Linked DNA regions of Homo sapiens: region 1 is linked to region 2. Evidence: chromatin contacts called from ENCODE Hi-C or POLR2A ChIA-PET data. All regions are on one chromosome and are shown on one strand. The core of a region is the stretch at or near the end of the contact, and the rest is flanking DNA. Distances in the headings are between cores, read along the strand shown.

Region 1 (6,667 bases), core at 2,519-5,018, 100 kb after region 2:
GGAAAACCAGAAGACAGTAGAATAATGTCTTCAAAGAGCTGGAATAAAAAGAACAATCAACATACAATTAAACTAATGAAGCTATATTTCAAGAATGATAAGGAAATCAGATCATTTTCAGACAAAAATTAAGTTTATCAACAAACCTTCACTAAAGACATGTTTAAAGGAAATAGTTCAGAAAAAGAGAAAATGAGCCTCCGATAAGTTTGAGATTCAAGAAGAAATGTTGAACATTATAGGATAGTCATTAAAAAAACTAAACATAGAGTGTACTACTCTCAAACTACTAGAGGGAAAAAAATGAAATGAGAAAAATAATTAAATCCAAATGAAAAGAGAGGAAATTAAAACATAGAAAAACAAAGATAATGATAAAGCATCAAATATGATAGAAACATATCTAGCCATTACAGTGAAAACCATAATAAATGTGAATGAACTAAATTAGGAAGGTAAAAGACAAAAATTGTCAAGCTGGATTAAAAGTAAAACAAAACCAAGTTTATAAGAGAAACACCTAAAATAGACACAGATAAAAATATGCCTAACAACATCTAACTAAAAGAAAGCTGGCTGGTTAGCTTGGGCAACATAGTAAGACCCCATATCTACAAAAAAAAAAAAATTAAAATAAGAAAATTAAATACAAAATTAGCCAGGCGTGGTGGTGTGCACCTGTAATCCCAGTTACTCAGGAGGCTGAGGCAGGAGAATTACTTGAACCTGGGAAGTGAGAGGTTGCAGTGAGCCAAGATAGTGCCACTGCACTCCCGCCTGGGCAACAGAGCAAGATTCCGTCTCAAAAAAAAAAAAAAAAGCCAGGGGCAGTGGCTCACTCCTGTAATCCCAGGACTTTGGAAGGCCAAGGAGGGCGGATCACAAGGTCAGGAGTTCGAGAACAGCCTGAACAACGTGGTGAAACCCCGTCTGTACTAAAAATATGAAAATTAGCCAGGTGTGGTGGCAGGCGCCTGTAATCCCAGCTACTCGGGAGGCTGAGGCAGGAGAATCGCTTGAACCCAGGAGGCGGAGCTTGCAGTGAGTTGAGATCTCGCTACTGCACTCCAGCCTGGGTGACAGAGTGAGACTCCGTCTCAAAAAAAAAAAAAAAAAAAGAAAATTAGCTGGGCTTGGTGGCATGCAACTGTAGTCCCAGCTACTGGGGAGGCTGAGGTGGGAGGATTATTTTGAGCCCAGGAGTTCGAGGCGCCTATGATCACACCACTGCAGCCCGAGCAACAGAGTGAGACCTGGTCTCAAAAAAAAAAAAAAAAAGAAAAAAGAAAAGAAAGCTGGTGAGACTGTATTAATACAAAAAAGGGGAAAAAAGAGATTGTAAGAAATGAAAAGATGACCAGATGTTAGGGATATAGGGATGAAAAAGACAAGGCATTGCCCCATAAGCATTGACTGCAGTAGGGGAAACTTGGACTAGACACACACAAACAAAAAAAGAAATACCAATGCCAGTGAGTATTATTTTGGAAAAGCACAGAGAACTCAAAGGAAAACTGTGGTAGAGACACCTATTTTAGACTAGAGGTCAGGGAAGACCTTTTTGAAGAAGTGCCATTTCAGCTGAGACCCGAAGGCTGTCACCTGAGGCAGGAGATGAGGGGCAGAATGTCCTGGAGAGACAGAACCAACTTCAAGAGTGAAAGCCCCAAATGGGGGAAGAGCTGATCATAGGAGGAGAAACAGAAGGAAGACTGGCTGTGGCCAGTGAATGAGGATGGATAATCCCATTTCTTCCCAGTGGAAACACTGACTGTCATCATCTAACTTTTGCTGTATGAACTGAGAACCTCGCCTTTTGATTTGGAACAGTTGCAAAGAGTTTAAGTGCAGTGAGTTTATGTGAGAGCTCCCACAGGGAAGCCTGAGCTGGAAGGCGAGCCCACCCCATCTATTCTAAGAACAGCAGAGCTCCTGAGCCGCTCTTTTGTCCAGGCCATTCTTGCCACCAGGGCCCTGAACATCCTGGGCTAACCAGAGTCACTCCTGCAGGTACACTAGAGATCAGGTAGGGCAGCCTTGGTCTACAGGCCAGTTTCTTTGAATAAAAGGAGTTGAGGTTTCTTGGTTGCTTTCCAGAGGAGCTAAGTTGGAAGAGAAGTTTCCTCCCCTGGAAGGAGAAAGTCAGGGTTGGGACCCCAGGGAGGGGAGACAGACATCCTGGCCCTCAACACTTCTCTTCAGGACTGTGCTGCCAGGGATGGATAGCAAATAAATGAATATGGCAGGGCACAGTGGCTCACGCCTGTAATCCCAGCACTTTGAGAGGCCAAGGCAGGCAGATCACCTGAGGTCAGGAGTTCAAGACCAGCCTGGTCAACATGATGAAACCCTGTCTCTACTAAAAAATACAAAACTTAGCTGGGCGTGGTGGTGGGCACCTGTAATCCCAGCTACTGGGGAGGCTGAGGCAGGAGAATCGCTGGAACCCAAGAGGCGGAGGTTGCAGTGAACTGAGATCGTGCCACTGCACTCCAGCCTGGGTGACAGAGTGCTAATCTGTCTCAAAAAAAAAAAAAAAGTGAATGTCACACTAGGGCCAGACCCTCCCCACGGAAGAGAATGGTAAGGGTCAAAGTCCCCATGAGTGTCAGCAACGTCCCCCGCCCCATATATCAATTCATTAAACAAACAATCATTAAATGTCATCTTTATCAATGTATACTGTGTATGTAGCATGGGGCTGGATGTAGGAGCCTAGAGTCAAAGAATCGAGACCTAGATAGAGCCTTAGAGATCACTGACTCTGACCTACTTATCTCACAGAGGGGAAGCAGAGGCCCAGAGAGGAAAGGGCTTTCCTTACATCACTCACATGAGGGGCAGACTTGGGACAAGCCCTGTCTCCTGATGCCCAGGCCACAGCCCTGCTCCCCTCCATTTACTCCACCTCCACCTGCCCCACGTCCAGTCTTCCTTACTGTTGGATTATGGCAGCTCTGTATAGAGAAGACATGAGCCTCCTTCAGAATCCAGCTCTGTTCTGAGAATTTAAGGAGAAAAGAAGCTCTGGTGAAAAGCCTATTAGTTTCCTCTGCATGGAAACTAATGCATATTTAACAGCAGAGTTAAGTTCTGAACCTACAGGAGCCAGGAGGAAAAATCTTAAATTTCCATCCATAGAGAATTCCAGTGCCTTCACTAATCCCTGGCTGACTCCCCCATACCTCAAAGGCAAGGACCAACTAGACCTAGAGCCACCAGGGAGTCGAGATAAGAAGAGCTAACTTTTGGCCAGGTGCAGTGGCTCACACCTACAATCCCAGCACTTTGGGAAGGCGAGGCAGGCGGATCAATTGAGGACAGGAGTTCAAGACCAGCCTGGCCAACATGGTGAAACTCTGTCTCTACAAAAAATACAAAAATTAGCTGAGTGTGATGAGATGCACCTGTAATCCTAACTACTCAAGAAGCTGAGGCAGGAGAATCACTTGAACTCAGGAGGCGGAGGTGGCAGTGAATAGAGATCACACCACTGCACTCCAGCCTGGACATCAGAGCAAGACTCAAAACAACAAAAAAAGTTTAAAAAAAAAAAAAAGAACTGCTACCTTTTACTGAGTGCTTACTACGTGCCAGGCAATTTGCAGTTGTTTCTCTTTACTTCTCAGAGCAACTCAACAAGGTAGATACTTGCATTTCTCACTTCACACATGGGGAAACCAAGACTCAGAGAGATGCAGGAATTTACAGACAGATGTCACACAGAGAGCACGGAACTGAGCTAGCTGGATTTCCCCAAGCTGCAAAACATCAGAAAGACTTGCCAGCACGTTGCTAAACTGAACCTCTCAAAATACATACCATGTGGATGTACATTTATTGAAATAAATGTTTACAGAGATCAAAGTTAAACAGCCCAAGAGAGATTTTAAAAATCGTGTCTTTTGTACAGACAGAGCACAACAGTCAAAGACGGGCAGAGCTGGAGGCCCAGAGGGAAGTGCCCAGCAAGGCAGACACTGGGAAGCTTTAGAGCCTCAGCCACCTTAGGCCTGGCGGCCCACCTCACTGCCAGCTGGACCACTGGTCCTGCTGGGTCCAAGTGACAGACTGGGCCTCAGATACCTCTGCCTTTTCACTCTTCTAGAACTCGTCTGGAAGCCTTTATAGCCAGAGAGAGAAACCATGACCCACCACTGGGGTTTGCCTGAGGCTGTCTCAGTGTTAGCAATGAAAGTTCCAGGTGCCAGGAATTCCCTCAGTCCCAAGCAAACCAGATGCTTGGTCACCCTGTCCGGGGTGGCCTGGCTTCCTCCTGGGACTCTGTCAGACTGAGAGGCAGGCTGTGACATCTCTTCCTTGTGTATCCTCGGACAGCAGCCTCCCTCCCTGGACCTCAATTTCCCCATCTCTAAAATAGGGGCATTTAGGCCGGGCGTAGTGGCTCATGCCTGTAATCCCAGCACTGTGGGAGGCTGAGTGGGCGGATTGCCTGAGGTCAGGAGTTCTAGATCAGCCTGGCCAACATGGTGAAACCCCGTCTCTACTAAAAATACAAAAATTAGCCAGGCGTGGTAGTGCACACCTGTAGTTCCAGCTACTGGGGAGGTTGAGGCGGGAGAATCATTGAACTGGGAGGCAGAGGTTGCAGTGAGCCGAGATCGCACCACTGCACTCCAGCCTGGGCAACAGAGCAAGACTCCATCTCAACAACAACAATGAAAAAAAGTTGGGGGGAGGCATTCGAAAGCACCTCTGAGGATGCTTCTAGCTTACACGTTCCACAGTTTCTGAACCAATGTTTTGTTGATTAATAGCATTTTTGGTCCCTTGCCTATATTCCCAACTCCCTGGGGCAGTGCTGAAAAACCACAGCAACCACTAGATCCCTGCAGGGGTGGCCTCCCCTACTCCCCGCACAGAGTCTTACTTTTTCCATTCTCAAAGGGTGTCATTTAGGAGATGATTATTCATGCCAGCCACAGCAGAAGGTCATTTAAAATGGAGCCCTTTTCCACTCCCCATGGAATTAAAAATGGGTTTACAGATCCCTGCTTACTTGACATTTTAATCAAGGAGTTAAGAGCAGAGAAACTTAAAGGGGAAAGGTCAAGAGCCAGAGCCACACACATTTCCATTTCAGCAAGGAATATTCCACCGCCCACTCCAGGCCAGAGGCTGTTGTGGGGGAGACACACACAGACAGCAGAAGCATGGTCCCAGCTTCCAGAAGCTCCTGCTCAGCCCAGGAAGGGGGGCCATGCCCACAAGGGATGGAACCAGAAGTACCCTGTGGCAGGTGCTCTTCAGGGCCCCCAGGAACCAGAGGAAGCCTGAACAAGTGCATGACTTAGTACAAACCTGCCGTATCTGGGGGTCTAAAACATTAACTCCATCAGGCCCAAATCACTGTCTGTGGAACCTGAGTGCTTTAAAAGAGGTGATAAAAAATGCTTTGAGAGGCAAGAAGGCCAAAAAGGGAAGCGGGTTCTGACTCAGGGCGCTGAGTCTAGGGATCAGCAGCCATGACAACGGAGCACCACAGTACCGGATACACAAGGGACTGTGGGAGCCCGAGAACACCTCCCACCCAGCAGGGCAGGGCAGGACTGGCACTCCAGGCAGAAGGAAGAGCAGGAAGTGGATTTGCTCAGGGCACAGGCATGAGGGGCATAGCCAGAGAAGACTGGAGAGGGAGCCTGGGCCACACCAAGGCCATGGGGGAGGCAAAGGATTCTGGGCTTTACCTTGCTTCTCAAAGTTCATGCTTCTCAGACTGGGGCTCTCCACAGTGCTACTCAGGATATAGTTGGAGTATCTTCCAAGAGCATCAGTCACTTGAGGATGGGGGAAGGGGATCATTCTTTTTTGCTGTAAAATAAACTTGTATACAGTAGGCAGCAGACAACCAACTAAACTACTTTTGAAGACAAAACTCAAGATTTTGGCTAGGCATGATGGCTCATGCCTGTAATCCCAGCATGTTGGGAGGCCAAGGTGGGTGGATCACTTGAGATCAGGAGTTCAAGACCAGTCTGGCCAACATGGTGAAATCCCATATCTACTAAAACTAAAAAAATTTGCTGGGCTTGGTGGTGCTCACCCATAATCCCAGCTACTCGGGAGGCTGAGGCAAGAGAATCACTTGAGACCAGGACGCGGAGGTTGCAGTGAGCTGAGATTGTGCCACTGCACTCCAGTCTGGGCAGCAGACCAAGACTCTGTCTCAAAAAAAAGAAAAAAAATATTTTTAAAAGGCATGCTTCACTCACAACCGAATGCACAGCCCAGAAGTGACAGTGCTTATGCTTTCTCCTCCGTGCCACACTACCTGTACTGCAACCAGAGCCACCTTCACTTTCACGCTGTCTGTCCTTCCCAGTCAACTAGCCTCCTTCAGCCCAAAACCTCTGCTGTGGCTCCCTGTTAGACCATGTGGGGCCACTCCCATACTTCTAATCTTGGGCTGGACTTCAACATATTTTTTTGGAGGTGGGGGGACACAATTCAATGCACAAGAGCATCTTCTTTCAAATATGTTTGTCAATCTTGGGGTTCATGCTATCTACAACTACCTCCCCCAGCCCCCTTAATAACTCCAGGTGTTCTCATCCCCCGCAAGTGCTCACTCTTCCATGGTCTCCTCTCTTTTCTGTCTTCAGCCTCTTCTGCTCTACTGGCTCCTTCCCACTAGTACCTAAAGAGC
Region 2 (6,200 bases), core at 22-2,521:
GGGCAGGGAGACGTGGGGAGTGTGGGGGAAAGTCTGAGGTGGAGACACACAGGGACATGGGGGGTATGAGGTGGGGACAGGCAGGGAGATGGGGGTGCAAGGTGGAGACACGCAGGGACATGAGGGGGTGTGAGGTGGGGACAGGCAGGAAGATGGGAGGTGCAAGGCGGGGACAGGCAGGGACATAGGGGTGTGAGGTGGGGAAATGCAGGAAGATGGGGGGATGTGAGGTGGGGACTGGCAGGGATATGGGGGTGTGAGGTGGGGACAGGCAGAGACATGGGGGTGTGAGGTGGGGACAGGCAGGGACATAGGGGTATGGTGGGGATAGGCAGGGAGATGGGGGGTGCGAGGTGGGGACAGGAAGGGACATAAGGCTGTGAGGTGGAGACAGGCAGGGACATGGGGGGTGTGAGGTGGGGACAGGCAGGGAGATGGGGGGTGCGAGGTGGGGACAAGCAGGGACATGGGGAGTGCGAGGTGGGGACAGGCAGGGACGTGGGGCGTGCGAGGTGGGGACAGGCAGGGACATAAGGGTGTGAGGTGGAGACAGGCAGGGACATGGGGAGTCTGAGGTGGGGACAGGCAGGGAGATGGGGGGTGTGAGTTGGGGACAGGCAGGGAGATGGGGGGGTGCGAGGTGGGGATAAGCAGGGACATGGGGGTGCGAGGTGGGGACAGGCAGGGACATGGGGGTGGGAGGTGGGGACAGGCAGGGACATAGGGGGTGGGAGGTGGGCACATTCAGGGAGATGGGGGTGTGAGGTGGAGACAGGCAGGGACATAGGGGGAGCGAGGTGGGGACAGGCAGGGAGATGGAGGGTGCAAGGTGAAGACAGGCAGGGACATGGTGTGAGGTGGGGACAGGAAGGGACATGAGGGGTGCGAGTTGGGGATAGGCAGGGAGATGGGGGGGTGCGAGGTGGGGACACGCAGGGAGATGGGGGACGTGGGGATGGCGACAGGCTGGGAGAGGGAGAGGCCAGGCTGAGACCTCCCCGCGCGGTGCCAGCCAGTCCAGGCAGATCCAGGACTCAGCCAGGCCTGATACCCAGATAAGCCCTTCCTCCCAGAGGAGATAAGGGAGCGACGCGGCCGGCCGACAGGTGAACTAGAGCTGGCGAGTTAGTCGGCGCCGCCCCCTCCCGCGAGCCCGGCCTCGGGGGAGTACCGCCCACCCCGCCCCGCGCTCGCTCCGCCCCGCGCTCGCTCCGCCCCTTCGCGCTCCCGCCGCTCCTCCACGCTCGTGCCGCTCCCCCCCCGCGCTCCCAGTTGACGCTCTGGGCCGCCACCTCCGCGGACCCTGAGCGCAAGAGCCAAGCCGCCAGCGCTGCGATGTGGGCCACGCTGCCGCTGCTCTGCGCCGGGGCCTGGCTCCTGGGAGTCCCCGTCTGCGGTGCCGCCGAACTGTGCGTGAACTCCTTAGGTACGCAGAGGGCGCGCCGCCCGAGAGGGTGCTAGCAGGCCCTAGAGTGGACGCTGGGAGAACTTGGCCAGGGGCGCACTGGGCTCCGGAGGAACGGGGCAGAGCTTTCCCCGGTGAGAGGCCAGGAACTCTGCGTGCTGGCACGGGGAGGGGTAAACTGCATTATAGGCGGGGGTTCTCGGAGGGTGGGCGGCTTGTAGGACCAGAGGAGCAGATGGGCTGAGTGTCCAGGGTCCCACCTAGCCAGGTGGCTCTCCAGCCTAGAATACCAAAGGAGCCCGCAGCTCCTTCCGCCTTCCTCAACTGGGGACACAGAGTGTCACACAGAGGACTCTGATCTGTCCCTGCCAGAGGTGAGCAAGGACGTCCCAGCCTTCTCTAGCAGCTTCCCCCGGGACTTGGCACACAGGGGATCCCCGTAGTGTCTTGGGAGTCCCATCTGTAGAGTAGGTTGGACGGGCTGTTTGGAACAGTGAATCCCTGTGCAACGGCACCAGGGAAAGCACTCAGACCAACAGCGCTTTTAACAGCACCCCAGGGCCCATGGCGTCAGGTGGAGCCCCAGGACTCCTCTTGTTGGCCAGATTGGCTGCGACTGGTCCAGCTTCGTGCTGCCCTTGCATCCTGTCTACTGCCCGGGCTCAGGCACCTCCCCTGGCTGAAGGCAAGGAGCCTGCTCTTCCCTACTGCCTCCCTCCTTTCCTACTGTCCCTGGTCCCAGCCTCAGCCCACAGGCTCTGAACTTAAAGACCACCTGCCCCCTTCACCGAGAAAAGTAGCCAAGAAACAACCCAAGGAGCCAAGAACCTAGGGAGGGGGGGTGCCCTGAGCTCTGGAGGAACGGGACAGGGCTTTCCCCCAGCTAGAGGCTCAGGGGATGGGACAGAGATCACTGAGGCTGAATCTGGGCCAGAGGGTTGCCTCATTCCTTCCCACCTATTTATTTAAAAAGCTCCCCAGCCTTGCAAACCTCAGTGGGCGCCCAGCTCCAGGTCAGTTCCCGCCTAAGGAAAACCTAGCTGCCGCAAGCGAGGGCTGCCTGGAGAAGGCTGGCGCTGAGAGGCTGTCTGAATTCCAGAGCAGGGCTTGGCAAACTTTTTCTGTGAAAGACCAGACGGTAAATAACTTAGGCTTTATGGTGGTCTCTGTAGCAACTACTAACTCTGCCATGGTAGTGTGATAGCAACCATAGATTGTATGTAAGTGAGTCAGTGTAACTGGGTTCTAATAAATGATTTTTATGGCCACTGAAATTTCAGTTTCAAGGGATTTTTGGGTGCTACGAAATATGTTTCTTCTAACCATTTAAAATTGTAAGAAACCGTTTGTAGCCCAGGAGCTGTACTAAAACAGGAGTCAGGGACCGGCTGCGGTGGCTCACACCTGTAATCTCAGCAATTTGGGAGACCGAGGCAGTCGGATCACTTTAGGTCAGGAGTTCGAGAGCAGCCTGGCCAACATGGTGAAACCCTGTCTCTACTAAAAATACAAAAATTAGCTGGGTGTGGTAGCCAGGTGCCTGTAATCCCAGGTACTCAGGAGGCTGGGGCAGGAGAATCGCTTGAAACTGAGAGGTGGCGATCACTCCAGCCTGGGTGACAGAGTAAGACTCCATCTAAAACAAACAAACAAACAAACAGGGGAATACTGTACTTTCCTGAAACCTGCTGTAAATCCAGGCAAGGTATTATGGCACTTTTAAAGTCCTGACTAGATTGGAATGGATCTATTTTAGGGTAAGGCACGGTTCACCAGCAGATTATTCTGGCCCCAGAATAATCTCTCCAGAGGCAAACTGGTAGTCAATTGTCCTAAACTCAAACCCTGCCTCCAACTCTTGTCCTGAGTTGAGGTCTGTCTTCCTCTAAAGCCCTCAGCTGCAGCAGGGCCCTTAATCAAGATCTGGAATCCCCTGAAACCCTAAAGGGAGCCATGTTGAGGAAATGTGCATTTTCCCCAGGGAAAACGGCCATAGATTGGTCTCTGGAACAGGTTCGAGACCCAAAAACGGAGATCTAAATGCTGTGTGGTAGTGATCTTCACACTGGAGGTATGGATCCTTGGGGAAACAGGAAGATATTTCAAGTGATGCCGGCAGAGAGTGTTCTGGAAATCCATTTACAGACCTTTTATTTCCAAGTGTCCTCTTTGCTAAAACTGGGAGAGAGCCCCTGAAGGCAAGGGGGAACCTCTTTCCTCTCATTCAATCTGAACCTGAACCCATGGGTATAAAAACAATAGGGACAGCAAACAAAAAGACAAAACGGTAATAAATCGTTCATATCTGGCATTCTCAATTCCTCAAGGAAACTGAATTGAAGAGGAGAGGACTTCATGGGGATATCAACTGATGAGGTCTTAAAAATAATGTTGAGTGAGGCCAGGCGTGGGGGCTCACGCCTGTGATCCCAGCACTTTGGTAGGCCAAGGTGGGTGGATCACCTGAGGTCAGAAGTTTCAGACCAGATTGGCTAACATGGTGAAACCCCATCTCTACTAAAAATATAAAAATTAGCCGGGCGTGGTGGTGGGCACCTGTAATCCCAGCTACTTGGGAGGCTGAGATAGAATTGCTTGAACCAGGGAGGTGGAGGTTGCAGTGAGCTGATATCGTGCCACTGCCCTCCAGCCTGGGCAACAGAGCCAGCCTCCTTCTCAAAAAAAAAAAAAAAAAAGAAGGAAAGAAAGGGAGGGAGGGAGGGCTGAGTGATAGAGCACCATGGGATTGGATGCACAGAAAGGAGTGCGAAGAATTAAGTGGCATTGCTCTTAAAAACTGCCTCCATTCCCAGCTGCTTATTTGAGCAGGGTTTCCCAGCCCTTTGACCTATAAGAAACAAAAATAAGACCAGAATTAATGCTGAACCTTTTCTCAACCAAACAATATTCACTCATGAAAATATAAATCCATTGCGGGGGATGGGCAGTAGAGTACTGTTTATCACATTAAGAGATGCATTTCTGATACAATTTTACTTTTGATGTTTAACAATTACTTTTCATAATGTATAATACATTTGAAATGTTTTAATCAGTTGGGACACTAATAATAATTATGATTACTCAATCCAGAATAAATTTTTTTTTTTTTTTTTGAGACGGAGTCTCATTCTGTCGCCCAGGCTGGAGTGCAGTGGCGTGATCTCGGCTCACTGCAAGCCCCGCCTCCCGGGTTCACGCCATTCTCCTGCCTCAGCCTCCTGAGTAGCTGGGACTGCAGGCGCCCGCCACCACGCCCGGCTAATTTGTTTTTTGTATTTTTAGTAGAGTTGGGGTTTCACCGTGTTAGCCAGGATGGTCTCGATCTTCTGAACTCGTGATCCGCCCGTCTCAGCCTCTCAAAGTGCTGGGATTACAGGCATGAGCCACCGCGCCCAGCTCCAGAATAAATTTTTATAATATTCACAGATGTATGGGTCACAGGTAGTAAAAACATTTAATTTTTTTTTTTTTTTTTTTTTTTTTTTTAGACAGAGTCTCGCTTTGTCGCCCAGGCTGGAGTGCAGTGGCACGATCTTGGCTACTGCAACCTCTGCCTCCCAGGTTCAAGCAATTCTTCTGCCTCAGCCTCCCAAGTAGCTGGGACTACAGGTGCATGCCACCACGTCTGGCTTATTTTTGTATTTTTAGTAGAGATGAGGTTTCACCATGTTGGCCAGGCTGGTCTCAAACTCCTGACCTCATGATCCACCTGCCTCAGCCTCCCAAAGTGCTGGGATTACAGGCATGAGCCACGGCGCCCAGCCAAAATAAATAATTTAAATTTAAACTTTTTGTTGTTGTTGCAGAAAAGAATGTGAAGGTGATCAAGCATAAAAATGTATGTTCCCTTAGGATAAAATTCTGCCAGGTGGGGATGGAGATAGGTGTTCAACAAGAAAAAGAAACTCTGTATAATATCTGACTCTTTTTTGTTTTGTTTTCTTTATTTGAGATGGAGTTTCGCTCTTGTCACCCAGGCTGGGGTGCAGTGGCACAATCTCGGCTCACAGCAGCCTCCGCCTCTCAGGTTCAAGCGATCCTCCTGCCTCAGCCTCCTGAGTAGCTGGGATTACAGGCGCCTGCCACCATGCCCAGCTAATTTTTGTATTTTTAGTGGAGCTGGGGTTTTGCCATGTTGGCCAAGTTGGTCATGAGCTCCTGACCTCAGGTGATCTGCCCACCTTGGCCTCCCAAAGTGCTGGGATTACAGGCGTGAGCCACCACACCCCGCCTAAATACCTGACTCTTATAGAAAAGTTTGTTCATGTTACTGATGGTGGATATCAAATCATCATGGTATTTAGATTCCACTGGCTAGCTTTAAAAGAATGATATAACAATCTTATTTTTAGAGATTTTTTTTTTTTTTTTGAGACAAGGTCTCACTCCTGTCACCCAGGCAGGAATGCAGTGGCGCTATCATAGCTCATTGCAGCCTCAACCTCCCAGGCTCAAGTGATTCTCCCGTCTAATTTTTTTTATTTTTTTGTAGAGACGAGGTCTCACTTTGTTGCCCAGACTGGTCCCAAACTCCTAGGCTCAAGGGATTCGCCTGTGTCAGCCTCCCAAAGTACTGAGATTATAGGCTTGGGCCACACTGCCAGGTGTTATTTTTAAATCTCAATATTTATAAGTTGGAATATGTCTTTGGAGGTATTCAAATTTAAAATGAAATGTTTAGATAAGAACATACATGGGGAAATACGGCAGGAATCCAAAAACAAATGGCTGGCCTGCTTTTGTAAAATATTTTGTCTTGTTTGTTTTATTATGTTTTTGATAATATCTGTAC

What was found. A loop is a pair of places that touch in the nucleus more often than their neighbours do. ChIA-PET counts read pairs that join two places held with the same protein, here RNA polymerase II (POLR2A). Pooled maps may share reads with other maps.
Region 1: a loop to region 2 is called in a pooled map, with 2.0 times the contacts of the local background. The contact joins the enhancer-like site here to the promoter of CTSH in region 2. A Hi-C loop is called at or near these places in 1 of 37 single-sample maps with no recorded cell type and 2 of 50 pooled maps. POLR2A ChIA-PET finds 5 or more read pairs at or near these places in 2 of 52 experiments (HEK293 and T-cell).

What each region holds. Positions count from the first base shown.
Region 1 is chr15:78,839,717-78,846,383 of GRCh38, reverse strand. No RefSeq gene overlaps it. Among named protein-coding and RNA genes, the nearest start is that of TRK-CTT1-2, 18 kb to the left of the region's middle. Within about 2 kb of position 3,768, at least 2 of the 41 ENCODE cell types and tissues checked have a DNase peak (open chromatin) inside an H3K27ac peak, as active enhancers do.
Region 2 is chr15:78,940,117-78,946,316 of GRCh38, reverse strand. It overlaps CTSH (cathepsin H), which reads left to right and starts at 1,271. Exons shown (of 12, transcript NM_004390.5): 1 at 1,271-1,426. The coding sequence starts at 1,336. RefSeq lists silencers at 1,069-1,418, 1,856-2,150 and enhancers at 1,001-1,539, 1,540-2,078, 2,539-2,588, 3,019-3,068.